Linked DNA regions of Homo sapiens: region 2 is linked to region 1. The links are chromatin contacts, found by Hi-C or POLR2A ChIA-PET in ENCODE. All regions are on one chromosome and are shown on one strand. The core of a region is the stretch at or near the end of the contact, and the rest is flanking DNA. Distances in the headings are between cores, read along the strand shown.

Region 1 (6,356 bases), core at 2,285-4,784:
AGGTATGGCTGGATCTAGGTGTTCAAGCCAAGAAACCAAGTCTTTCTTTTCCTACACAGGCCCTTCCCTAGTCTCTCTCTCTCTGTGTCCCCGTCTCCTTCCCTCCTTCCCTCCTTCCCTCTTGCTGTTCGACTTTTCTCTCTGTTGGCCTCATTCAAGGCCGACTTACTGTCCTCACTGGGGTGGGGGGTGGTCTGTCAGTTCCTCCCAGGTCCCTGGGCCTGCTCAGCAGCCTTCCGAAAGAGGCCACCTCTTTCTTGCTAGCTTTGGCAAAAACACTGAGATTCATTCTCAAGGGCTGACTGCGGTTCATGCTTTGTTGTTGTTGTTTTTCTTTTTTTGAGCCATAGTCTCCCTCTATCACCCAGGCTGGTGTGCAGTGGTGTCATCTCGGCTCACTGCAGCCTCCGCCCTCCCGGGTTCAAGTGATTCTCCTACTTCAGCCTCCCAGGTAGCTGGGATTACAGGCATGTGCCACCATGCCTGGCTAATTGTTGTATTTTTAGTAGAGATGGGGTTTTGCCATGTTGGCCAGGCTGGTCTCGAACTCCCGACCTCAAGTGACCCGCCTGCCTTGGCCTCCCAAAGTGCTGGGATTACAGGTGTGAGCCACCGCTCCCAGCCTCGGTTCATGCTTTTTGCGGGCATCAAACTGAGTTCTGGGACATGGGCTGCGCTGATCATTACCTGTCCTTTGATCTGGGATGTGTTGCCTCTGGGGTGTAGGGAAGGGGGAGGGTAGTTCTCAAAGAGAATGGGATGCCTTCAGCAGAAAGGGCACTGAATGCTGGGCCAGACACAGAATGACTGATGTTCAGCATGGAAAACTGGGCCTAGAACTGGTTTGGAGGAAGGGCCGGGGCAACACCCGTTGAAGAGATGATATCCCTGCCAGTGTTTTAGTATATTTCCTCTAGAACACACATACACATATTTACTTCTCAAATTAAGATCTTTTTGTAAATAGTGTTCTGTAACCTGCCCTGCCCTTTTCACTTAAATTTTTTTTTTTTTTTTTTTTTTTTGAGACAGAGTCTCACTCTGTCACCCAGGCTGGAGTGCAGTGGTGCCATCTCGGCTCACTGCAACTTCCGCCTCCCAGGTTCAAGCGATTTTTCCTGCCTCAGCCTCCTGAGTACCTGGGATTACAGGCACGCACCACCATGCCTGGCTATCTTTTTGTATTTTTAGTGGAGATGGGGTTTCACCATGTTGGCCAGGCTGGTCTCGTACTCCTGACCTCAAGTGATCCACCCGCCTTGGCCACCCAAAGTGCTGGGATTACAGGCGTGAGCCACCGCGCCCGGACACTTTACTTAAAATGTTCTTTATTAAACATTTTTCAAAGCTGTGGGTTTTTTAATTTTTTTTTTTTTTTTACAAAAAGTAGAGATGGGGTTTCGCCATGTTGGCCAGGCTGGTCGCGAACTCTTGAACTCAAGTGATTTTCCCACCTTGGACTCCCAAATTGCTGGGATTACAAGCGTGAGCACCCGGCTTAAAGCTGTGGTTTTTAAAAAATCATTGTTTTAGGGACTGCCCAACTTTCTGCCTGGTGGTGGCCCTGGCCCTTGATGACCCAGTCTTAGATGGTCAGGCATTTTCGTCTGCTTTAAAACAAAGTTGTTTTTTTTTTTTCTCCGTTGCAAATAACATGATGGTTATCCTTGAAGAAAAAAAAACTTTGTCCGTATCTCTGATTTGCCTGGGATTGTATGCCCAGAGGTAGAACTGTTGGGTCCAAACAAGGCCACATTTTTCAAGGCTTTGTGACTGTCATGGTCAGATGGCCCTCAAGGAAGCCTGGAGAAGCCACGCTGCCATTGGCCTGTGTGAGCAACGCCCCCCTCCCCACTGGGAGGCACTTGTCCTAAAGTTCATTGCTGCTTTTCTCTCACGAAAATAGTTCAATAGAAACTTTTTTTTTTTTTTGGGTAGAAGAAAATCAAAATTCCCTTGGTTGGCCAGGCACGGTGGCACACGCCTGTAATCCCAGCATTTTGGGAGGCCGAGGCGGGCAGATCATCTGAGGTCAGGAGTTCGAGACCAGCCTGGCCAACATGGTGAAACCCCATCTCTACTAAAAATACAAAAATTAGCTGGGCGTGGTGGCGGGCACCTGTAATCCCAGCTACTCGGGAGGCTGAGGCAGGAAAATCACTTGAACCTGGGAGGCGGAGGTTGCAGTGAGCCGAGATGGTACCACTGCCCTCCAGCCTGGGCAACAAGAGTGGAACTCCATCTCAAAAAAAAAACAAAAAACAAAAAACATTCCCTTGGTCTTCCCACCTGGTACTGGTTTTGTTTTTGTTTTTAATTATTTCTGGGACAGAATCTCCCTCTGTTGCCCAGGCTGGAGTGCAGTGGTGTGATCTCCGCTCACTGCAAGCTCTGCCTCCTGGGTTCAGGTGATTCTCCTGCCTCAGCTTCCCAAGTAGCTGGGATTACAGGCACATGCTACCACATCCAGCTAATTTTTGTATTTTTAGTAGAGACGGGGTTTCCCCATGTTGGCCATGCTGGTCTTGAACTCCTGGCCTCAAGTGATCCGCCCGCCTCAGCCTCCCAAAGTGCTGGGATTACAAGTGTAAGTCACTGCACCCAGCCCAGAATTCTCCACCCTATTAGGACACCAGCCTTACGGAATGAAGGCCCACTGTCATGACTTGAACTTGACCACCTCTGCAAACGCCCTGTCTCCCACAGAGGTCACCTAATGAGGTTACTAGGGGTTAGGATTCTCGCATATTAAATTAGTGGGGACACGACTGAACCCATCACCACTGGCCTAGAGGTCACTTGGGCGTCCCTTGCCTGATCAGTTAAGAGCTTAGGGATAATAGGTTTGTGGGAGGGTGAAGGAGGTGACAGAGTTGTACCTTGGTCCCCTCTTGGAGAACAGAACAGCCCTCCATCCTTACCTGACATTGTAGACTCTTAAGTCTCGCAGGACCTCGAGGCGGGGGTATGGGGTGGGTGAGATGGTTTCAATCTAACATCAACCTTTGGGAGCTGATCAGGTTTGCGGCTTTGTGGCCTCAGTTTCCCTAAAGATATAAGAAGAGCGGCCAGCCGCGGTGGCTCACGCCTGGAATCCCAGCACTTTGGGAGGCCAAGGCAGGCGGATCACTTGAGGTCAGGAATTTGAGACCAGCCTGGCCAACATGGGGAAACCCCATCTCTACTAAAAATAAAAAAATTAGCTGGGTGTGGTGACACATACCTGTAGTCCCAGCTACTCAGGGGACTGAGGCAGAATTGCTTGAATCCAGGAGGCGAAGGTTGCATGAGCCAAGATTGGTCACTGCACTCCAGCCTGGGCGACAGAGTGAGATTCTGTCTCACAAAAAAAAAAAAAAAAAAAAAAAAAAGATATAAGAAGAGCAAAACAAGCATTCTCAACTAGGGATGATTTTGTCCCCCCAGGGGACATTGGCAACCACATTTTTGGTTGTCACAGCTTGGGGGGAGCACTACTGCCATCTAGTGGGTAAAGGCAGGGACTCAGCAAGACACCCTACAGTGAAGGCAGAGGACAAGCCCCCAGCAGAGATGCGAATGAATAGTGAAATGTGAATAGTGCCAAGGAAGAGAAGCTCCCCCTCAGCAGCATCATTAGTCATGTCTGTCTCTGGAACTTTGCACACTGCCAATAGAGAATATGGTTTTCGGCTCACCGCAGTCTCCGCCTCCCAGGTTCAAGCGACTCTCCTGCCTCAGCCTCCTGAGTAGCTGGCATTATAGGCATGCGCCACCAGGCCCGGCTAGTTTTTTGTATTTTTAGTAGAGATAGGGTTTCTCCATGTTGGTCAGGCTGGTCTCGAACTCCTGACCTCAGGTGATCCGCCCGCCTCGGCCTCCCAAAATGCTGGGATTACAGACGTGAGCCACCACACCCAGCCAAAAATTGGTATTTTAGATCACAAAGAAAATGTCAGCCGGGCATGGTGGCTCACGTCTGCAATCCCAGTACTTTGGGAGGCTGCGGCAGAAGGACTGCTTGTGCCCAGGAGTTTAAGACCCGCCCGGGCAACATGGCGAGACCCCATGTGCATTAAAAAAATGAAATGTCAATTGAAAAATTATAATAGAACTCATTTAAATTTGGTAGAGACTAAAGCAAGATCTCTGTGGTTGGAGCACCCTTCCTGGAGGGTAGGGGGAGTATTTATCAGAGAACTGCACACACCTGGTCATATTCATCACACTGGTGAGGCTCTTCCTGTCACACGTGTCCCAGCTATGTGCCCATGTGCTCCTATTACAAAAAGATAGGAGGCCGGACACGGTGGCTCACGCCTGTAATCTCAGCACTTTGGGAGGCTGAGGCGGGAGGATCACTTGAGCCCAGGAGTTCAAGACCAGCCTGGGAAACATAGCAAGACCCCATCTCTACAAAAAAATACAAAAACTAGCTGGGTGTGACGGCATGTGCCTGTGGTCCCAGCTACTCAGGAGGCTGAGGCAGGGTGATTGCTTGAGCCTGGCAGCTTGAGGCTGTGGTGACGTGTGATGGTGAACTCCAGCCAGGGTGGGGGACAGAGTGAGACCCTATCTTGAAAAGACAGGAAACAATCTAAATGCCATCAATGGGAGATGACTTAGATGAATCAAAACTCATCAATTCAAGAGTGTTCTAGGCTGCCCTTCCGCCCCCGCCCCCCCACATGATTCTGCGTAGGCTCCTTTGCACGTTTGGCCATTTAAAATTGCTGGCATTCTAGTGTTTTTGACCTTTAGAGATGGCAGTTTTTATAAGGTCCAAGCTCATAATGAGGAGGTAGATGTTTGCTTTGTGCTAATATGAGAAAAGACATTAAGCAGAAAAAAAGCAAAATGTGATACAGTATGTACTGATTGAGATCTTTTTTTTTTTTTTTTTTTTCCTGAGACAGCCTCCCTCTGTTGCCCAGGCTGGGGTACAGTGGGGCTATCATGCCTCCCCGCAACCTCTGCCTCCTGGGTTCAAGCGATTCTGGTGCCTCAGCCTCCCAAGTAGCTGGGATTACAGGTGGTCACCACCATGCCCAGCTAATTTCTGTATTTTTAGTAGAGAGGGGGTTTTACCATGTTGGCTAGGCTGGTTTCAGACTCCTGGCCTCAAGCCATCCACCCGCCTCGGCCTCCCAAAGTGCTGGGATTACAGGCATGAGCCACCGTGCCCAGCCTGAGATCGTGTGTGTGTGTGTGTGTGTGTGTGTGTGTGTGTGTGTGTGTGTGTGTGTGTTTTCTTTGAGACAGGCTCGCTCTGTTGCCCAGGCTGGAGTGCAGTGGTGTGATCATGGCTTACTGCAGTCTCAACTTCCTGGGTTCAAGTGATCTTCTTGCCTCAGCCTCCCGAGTAGCTGGGACTACAGGCACCCAGTTTACATTTATATTTTATTTAATTTTGTTTTTGAGCTGGAGTCTCGCTGTGTTGCCCAGGTTGGAGTGGCTCAATCTCAGCTCACTGCAACTTCTGCCTCCTGAGTTTAAGCAGTTCTTATGCCTCAACCCCCGAATAGCTGGGACTACAGGTGCTTGTTACCATGCCCAGCTAATTTTTGAATTTTTAGTAGAGACAGGGTTTCACCATGTTGGCCAGACTGGTCTCAAAACTGCTCACCTCAAATTATCCACCTGCCTTGGCAACCCAAAGTGTTGGGATTACAGGCGTGAGCCACTGCACCCGGCTTATTTTTATATTTTAAAGGATGCCCGTGGATGTCGTGTGCATTTGAATATGCATAATCATTTCTGGAACTGTCTACTGGAAACTGCACCCACAGTAGCCTCCCGAGGGAGGGACCTGTGTGTTGGAGGAGGAAGGAAGCGGGCTGTCTTTTTTTTTTACACCTTTCTGCTTGGTTTGTGTTTTTCATCCTGGGCTTTTTTCTGATTATAAGAGCTATGCATATTCACTATGGAAAAATGCACGTACAAATAAGTGGAAGGAGAGCCGTACTGCTGGAAAGAACCCTTCGGTCTTTGGAGGCCCTCCCTCTGGAGGCTTATGCTGTGCCTAGCCTGTACTCTGTGAATAGAGCACAGGACCCTGTGCCAGGCGTGCTGCCTTCTCTCCTGTTCGATTGATTGATTGATTGATTGAGATGGAGTCTCCCTCTGTCACCCAGGCTGGAGTGCAGTGGCGCCATCTCGGCTTACTGCAAGCTCCGCCTCCCAGGTTCTCGCCATTCTCCTGCTTCAGCCTCCCGAGTAGCTGGGGCTACAGGCGCCCGCCACCACACCCGGCTAATTTTTTTGTATTTTTTAGTAGAGATGGGATTTCACCGTGTTAGCCAGGATGGTCTCCATCTCCTGACCTCATGATCTGCCCGCCTCGGCCTCCCAAAGTGCTGGGATTACAGGCGTGAGCC
Region 2 (6,301 bases), core at 1-2,500, 150 kb after region 1:
GACAGGAGAAACACTAGAGTCCAGGAGTTCAAGACCAGCCTGGGCAACATAACAAGACCCCACCTCTACAAAAAACAAAAAAATCAGCTAAGCCTGATGATTCGTTCCTGTTGTCCCAGGAGTGGAAGCTGCAGTGAGCCATGATCATGCCACTGCACTATCTCTGTGTTTGTAAATAGTAAAAAGTGGCTGGGCGTGGTGGCTCACTCCTGTAATCCCAGCACTTTGGGAGGCCAAGGCGGGTGGATCACGAGGTCAGGAGTTCACGACCAGCCTGGCCAACGTGGTTAAACCCCATCTACTCAAAATACAAAAATTAGCTGGGTGTGGTGGCGCGCGCTTGTAATCTCAGCTACTCAGGAGGCTGCGGCAGGAGAACTGCTTGAACCTGGGAGGCAGAGGTTGTGGTGAGCTGAGATCATACCACACTGCACTCCAGCCTGGGGGACAGAACAAGACTCCGTTTCAAAAAAAAAAAAAAAGCAAAAAGCAGCAGATGACCTAAGTGTAGAACACCAAGGAACTGTTTACATAAATTATGGTAAACTCATACAATGGGATAGTATACAGCTATTAGAAATCAGAATATAGGCCAGGCACAGTGGCTCACTCCTGTAATTCTAGCACTTTGGGAGGCTGAGGTTTGTAGATCGCTTGAGCTCAGGAGTTTGAAACCAGCCTGGCCAACAGGGTGAAACCCCATCTCTACAAAAAGTACAACAATTAGCCGGGCGTGGTGGCAGGTGCCTGTAGTCCCAGCTACTTGGGAGGCTGAAGTAGGAAGATCACTTAAGCCTGGGAGATGGAGGTTGCATAGAGCAGAGATTGTGCCACTGCACTCCAGCCTGGGTGACAGAGCAAGCATGACCCTGTCTCAAAAAAAAAAAAAACTGGTACTTGAGAACACTTGGTTCTCTCTGGATGGAGGGACACAAACTGAGCTTGTAACATTGAGAATTAGAGAATGAACTATTTTCTGCATCCATATACAAAAATAACCACGGCAAAGGTTTTGTCCTCTGCAGCCTAAACTTTCAGATGAGACATAATTTTGTGGCGCACGTCTACCGTGCAATACTAATTAATTAAGAGTTGTTTTGTTGCCACATGACCGCAAGATTCTTGAAAGCAGGATTAAGTCACAGGCCTCAGGGGGCCTCAGCACCTGGGACAGAGCGGGGCTGGGAAGGCCTTGCTGCTCTCACTCCACAGATGAGAGCATTCCATGTACAAGCAATCAAGGTTCCTCTTTATAGTCCAGAAAAAAAAAAATCTATTTTTATGGGCCTTAAAATTCCATCAAGTACTTTTGGGCCTTTATAAGAGCTACTAAAGAAACATTAACAGTGAGACTTTGATTAGTCAAAGGGTAACAGAATTTCAGGGCCATTTCAAAGGGAAAAGAAAAGGACAAGGTGCTATTGGGATAGTCTAGCATAATTAGAATCAAAGTCAGACTTGGAGTCTGACCCCTCTGTTGCTGCCCAGTTGGGCGGCCCCGGGCACACCGCTTAACCTTTCTGAGCCCTTGCTATGAAACAGAGAACTGTTTACCTTGCTGAGGGGAAACAAATGAGGTAATGAAGATAAAAGATCCAGGATAATTCACGACCCAGAAGTGACCCATAAGCGGTGACATCATTATTACAGAACTCGGGTGTGAGACTGAAGAACAAAGGCCCAGGCAGGAAAGCTAAGGAAGTGAGCCGACGTTTTATTGTATCTTCTCTGGTCAATAGTTTGAGGGGAGAGATGGCTTGAAAGGGGAGGCTATTTTAGGATTTCAATGAGAAGCAAAATCATATCCAAATCAAAGTAAAGGTCATCGGTGGCCAATGAAGAGCGGAGAAAACGGAGGCGGGAGAACAGACGCGACCTCAAGACAGAAGAATGGAAGACGCAACTTTCAAGAAAAGAGGAACTGAAACGAAAAGAGAGGCACAGTCCAAATGAGGAAGAGAACAAGGAGCCTTCAGTCTCCTGGGGGCCAGGGAGCCTCGCCACGCGGTCACAGGTACACGGGGACATTTAGAGGCCATCTCCTTTAAAGCCAGACATTCTTCTTACTGGAATCTCTTGAATTCATAGTTAGAAATACATATAAAACATTGATACATGACTTAAATACACTACTACCTACGGCAGCAACATATTAGAAACAAAGTCCCAAAAGGGTGATGTTGACATGAATCACAACTAAATACTGCGCGGCCATTACAAGTGTTTTTGAACTTAGACAAATGTCATGCAGAGTGAAAAAGGATAAATTATACCCATAGTAGGATCCCAATTTTGTTGACTAAAGAGAAAATGAAATACACTGAAATGTGTTCAGACTGGCTGGATAGAATTCTGTCTTTGCTTTTTCACATTTCATCACTGTCTGGGTTCTTTACTGTTATGTGGTAGTTTCATCATTTAGAAACACACTGGGTGAGCGGTGTGGTTACACACGGCACTTCTGTCTCCTCTGGACATTTCTGTATTTTCTACTACAAATGTGGACCAGCTCTCCCGTCCCAGTGGCACACTGCAAGCTCCGCTCACTCTCGGGCAGTACACGCCTGTGGCCTGACAAGTGGGTGGCTGTCTTTGCTTCTCCCGGAGCTGGTAAGTATAGGACCTTGCCTCTAAGGTGGCTGTGTGAACAGAACTGAAAAAGTCTGTGGACGCCTTGGCACCAGTGCTCCCCCGGGGAAAAGCAGACTCACCTTCTCCGAAGCCGTGGCAAGTTTAGTTCCACTTGCGTCAAAGGCCAGTGCCGCTAAAGGACTGTCGTGAGCCGGAATCATGTTTGCAGCTCTCTGAAAAAGGGACACCAATAAAGAGTGGCCACCGCACAGTGACCGCCCACGCCCCAGGGCTGACACTTGGTCCGCAAGTGCCAATTAGCTGTTCCTAAAACACCATTACGGTCCAAACAAATGCCAAACCCACTTGATTTACTGGGGCTGGGCATCCAAGGAAATGCTGCTCCAACTTTAGAAAAAGCAAAGCAATTTATCCCTAAGGTTTTCTATGTTCCTTCAAACATTCCCGTGGCGAGGAGCTCAGCACTGCTCTGAACGCCGCAGCAGATCCAGAAGCAGAATGAGCCAGACCTACTCTGCTACTGAGAAGAGAGCAGTGGGGCTGGGCGCGGGGCACCCGCCTGTAGTCCCAGCACTTTAGGGGGCCGAGGCGGGAGGATGGCTTAAGGCCAGGAGTTTGAGGCCAGCCTGGGCAACCCAGCAAGACTCCATCTCTACAAAAATAAAAAATTAGCTGGGTGTGGTGTTGCATGACTGTAACTCCTCGGGAGGCTGAGGCAGGAGGATCAATTGAGCCCAGGAGGTTGAGGCTGCAGTGAGCTAGGACTGCACCACTGCACTCCAGCATGGGCGACAGAGCCAGACCCTGTCTCAAAAACAAACAAACAAACAAAAAAGTGCAGCGGTTGTATTGCTGAGCCAAGTCAGGATGCCAGGGACACCACAGTGCTCCTCTTCAGGAAAAAGCCACACTTTAGAGAGCTATTCGAGCAGGAAAGGCATCTCACCAAATTAATGGTATCGAAGACCTGCACCTCTCCGATGGTCGCGCTCCCTGGGTACGCCAAGTAGCAGTTGTCGTTGTTGATTGACAGCGCACACAGGCCTGCAAATGACACACGGAGGACGAGATGCAAACTTCCACCTGAGAGTTCCTTCTTGGATGTCAGACATAATTCAGCATTCATTTAACAGAGCATTAGGAACAAATAATAGCTTGGATACAATCTTGTTTGCTGTGTTAGGAAAGTTCTGCAACCCCAAATCCCCACCTTAGGTGATACCAGTATTGTCAAGAGATTAAAGGCCTTTGGTTTGAACTGATCAGTAACCTCAAACTTGAAAGTTGATCAAACCAATGAGCTTATGTGGTCACATGACCAGCATCAGTAGGAAGGCAGCTTGGTTTGGGATCAATACTTTTAAAATCTGTCTCATCTGCGGAACCTATAAAAAGAAAAAATCTCTCTCACCTATAGCTATCTTTCAAGGGCAAAATCAGAAAAATGGGATTCTCTCCTCACAAGTTAGCTCACCTGCAGGGTTTGGAGGCGTCTCCCTGATCGTATGCAGCACCTTCATGTCCCGAATGTTGTGGATGTACAGGGACTCCTCCAGGCATACTATCAGCCTCTAGGCGAGAGACAAAACGAAACCAAACGTGAAGCAACGGCCAGTGCAATACCTGCCCCAATCTCCAGTTGACTGACTCCTGGACTATGACGCTCTCATTCCTTCTATTGTTATTGTATTTTATTTTTTTGGAGTCAGTGTCTCGCTGTGTCACCCGGGCTGGAGTGCAGTGGTGTGATCTCGGCTCACTGCAACCTCTGCCTTCCGGGTTCAAGTGATTTTCCTGCCTCAGCCTCCCAAGTAGCTGGAATTACAGGTGACTGCCACCAGGCCTGGCTAATTTTTGTATTTTTAGTAGAGATGGGGTTTCACCATGTTGGCCAGGCTGGTCTTGGACTCCTGACCTCAGGTGATCCACCCCTGCGTTGGCTTCACAATCTTAGTTCCTTCTAGAACACCATGCAGACCAATGTTAGAAGCGCCAAGGATACAGCTGCTTTCCATCAACAATCAAGAAGGAGCCAGGCCGGATGCACCTCTCCCTCATACTCACCCCATCTCTACTGGGAATTCTAACCAGGCCATTTAGTTTAGTGTTAGGCAAATGCTAACCTACAGCTAAGACAAGTGTGCTGTGAATAGATTTGGAAAGATTTGCTTTTTAAAACTGATGCTGAGTGCAGCACAGGTAAAATGAAAATAAGGGGGTTTTAAAAGGTCTAACATTTTATTGTGCACTCAGATTACTTTGCAAGTTCCTGCTCCATTTGGAAGAAAATGAATGTAGACATGCAGACGATGCATCGCTGAGACAACTTATGCAAGAAAGATGACCAGCTCTACATTAGTTGGACGTGAACACAATTTTTAAATGCTCAAGATATGATGTCTTATAATTTCCCATTCTAACCAACTATGTCAGTTAACAGACCACTTCCTAGTTTCAACTGCGTAAGGCAAGAACGTCTCTACTGTGACTTCACCTAGTCACTGTATCTCAGGGTGCAGCTACTGGCTGTCATCATGTCCACTCTACAGCCAGCAGCCTAATCAGCTTTCCCTGCAGGGAGTGCGGGCAGAATCAGATTGCCAGGGGTCTCCCGGGTGGTGCTGTTACCCTGGGCGTGAGCACAAGCTGGGAGACACACACACGTGCGTGAAACACGCACACATGCCACCCACCACGTCCTTCCTCTGTGCCAGACAGTCTTATTAGTTTAGGGGGAGATAAAGTAATAAATCCTTCATCTTGAATTCAAAGTTAAACTAACAATTTACAAAAGGAAAAAAAAGTCTGTAAGTTTTTTTTTTGAGACGAAGTCTCACTCTTGTTGCCCAAGCTGGAGTGCAATGACATGACCTTGGCTCACTGCAACTTCCGACTCCCGGGTTCAAGCGATTTTCCTGCCTCAGCCTCCCGAGTAGCCGGGATTACAGGTGCCTGCCACCATGCCCGGCTAATTTTTGTATTTTTAGTAGAGACGGGGTTTCATCATGTTGGCCAGGCTGATCTCAAATTCCTGACCTCAGGCAATCTGCCCGCCTCGGCCTCCCAAAGTGTGGGGATTACAGGCGTGAGCCACTGTGCTCGGCCAAATATATTTTTTTTAAGTAACATTTATAAAAGCAAAACCAGGTAATAGGTGAAAGAGACTGCCATCCACCCTCTGGGTGGGGCCGGGGACGCCTGTATGGGAGCAGTGTGGCAGAGGCCCGGGCATTTGTCGTGAATGGAATGGGCTGAGCAAAGCTGGTGGGTGAGGAAACAGAGCTGGTCTCTGTAGGCAAGGATCTGTGCCCGGCAACGTGGGGCCAGGCAGCAAGGGAATGACGGAGGGGCATGCCGGTGGGGTGGGCTTGTCCCAGAGTGCTGGAGGGAGCAACAGACAAGCCCACACCCAGCTGGGGCAGCGCTCACCTGCCTGTTGAGCTTCACAGCCAGAATCGTGTTGGAGTAGCTGTAGTTGCAGATCTCAGTTCCCTTCTTAAAGTGGCAAACCTTTAGCTTCCTTGGTGCTTTAAGGCTGACGATGGCCACTAGGCTGCTGGAGAACAATCTCTCTACAATGCACACATCTTCCGTATCGGCTGAAATCACAAAGGGAAGTACATGCGTGAACATCTCCACATGGCTATGGCCACAGGCAGAATCTGCGCTCAAAAACAAACACCTGCCTGGGCGACACGCAGGGCACAGC

Evidence for each region. A loop is a pair of places that touch in the nucleus more often than their neighbours do. ChIA-PET counts read pairs that join two places held with the same protein, here RNA polymerase II (POLR2A). Pooled maps may share reads with other maps.
Region 2: a loop to region 1 is called in a pooled map, with 3 times the contacts of the local background. The contact joins two enhancer-like sites. A Hi-C loop is called at or near these places in 2 of 50 pooled maps. POLR2A ChIA-PET finds 5 or more read pairs at or near these places in 4 of 52 experiments (GM12878, T-cell, WTC11 and 1 more).

What each region holds. Positions count from the first base shown.
Region 1 is chr7:5,363,334-5,369,689 of GRCh38, reverse strand. All of the region lies in intron 11 of TNRC18 (trinucleotide repeat containing 18), which reads left to right. Among named protein-coding and RNA genes, the nearest start is that of TNRC18-AS1, 53 kb to the left of the region's middle. Within about 2 kb of position 3,534, at least 3 of the 41 ENCODE cell types and tissues checked have a DNase peak (open chromatin) inside an H3K27ac peak, as active enhancers do.
Region 2 is chr7:5,214,425-5,220,725 of GRCh38, reverse strand. WIPI2 (WD repeat domain, phosphoinositide interacting 2) reads right to left here. Exons shown (of 13, transcript NM_015610.4): 4 at 6,022-6,191; 5 at 4,067-4,163; 6 at 3,539-3,636; 7 at 2,712-2,804. Among named protein-coding and RNA genes, the nearest start is that of WIPI2, 27 kb to the right of the region's middle. RefSeq lists enhancers at 1,568-2,277, 2,288-2,367, 1,226-2,425. Within about 2 kb of position 1,250, at least 9 of the 41 ENCODE cell types and tissues checked have a DNase peak (open chromatin) inside an H3K27ac peak, as active enhancers do.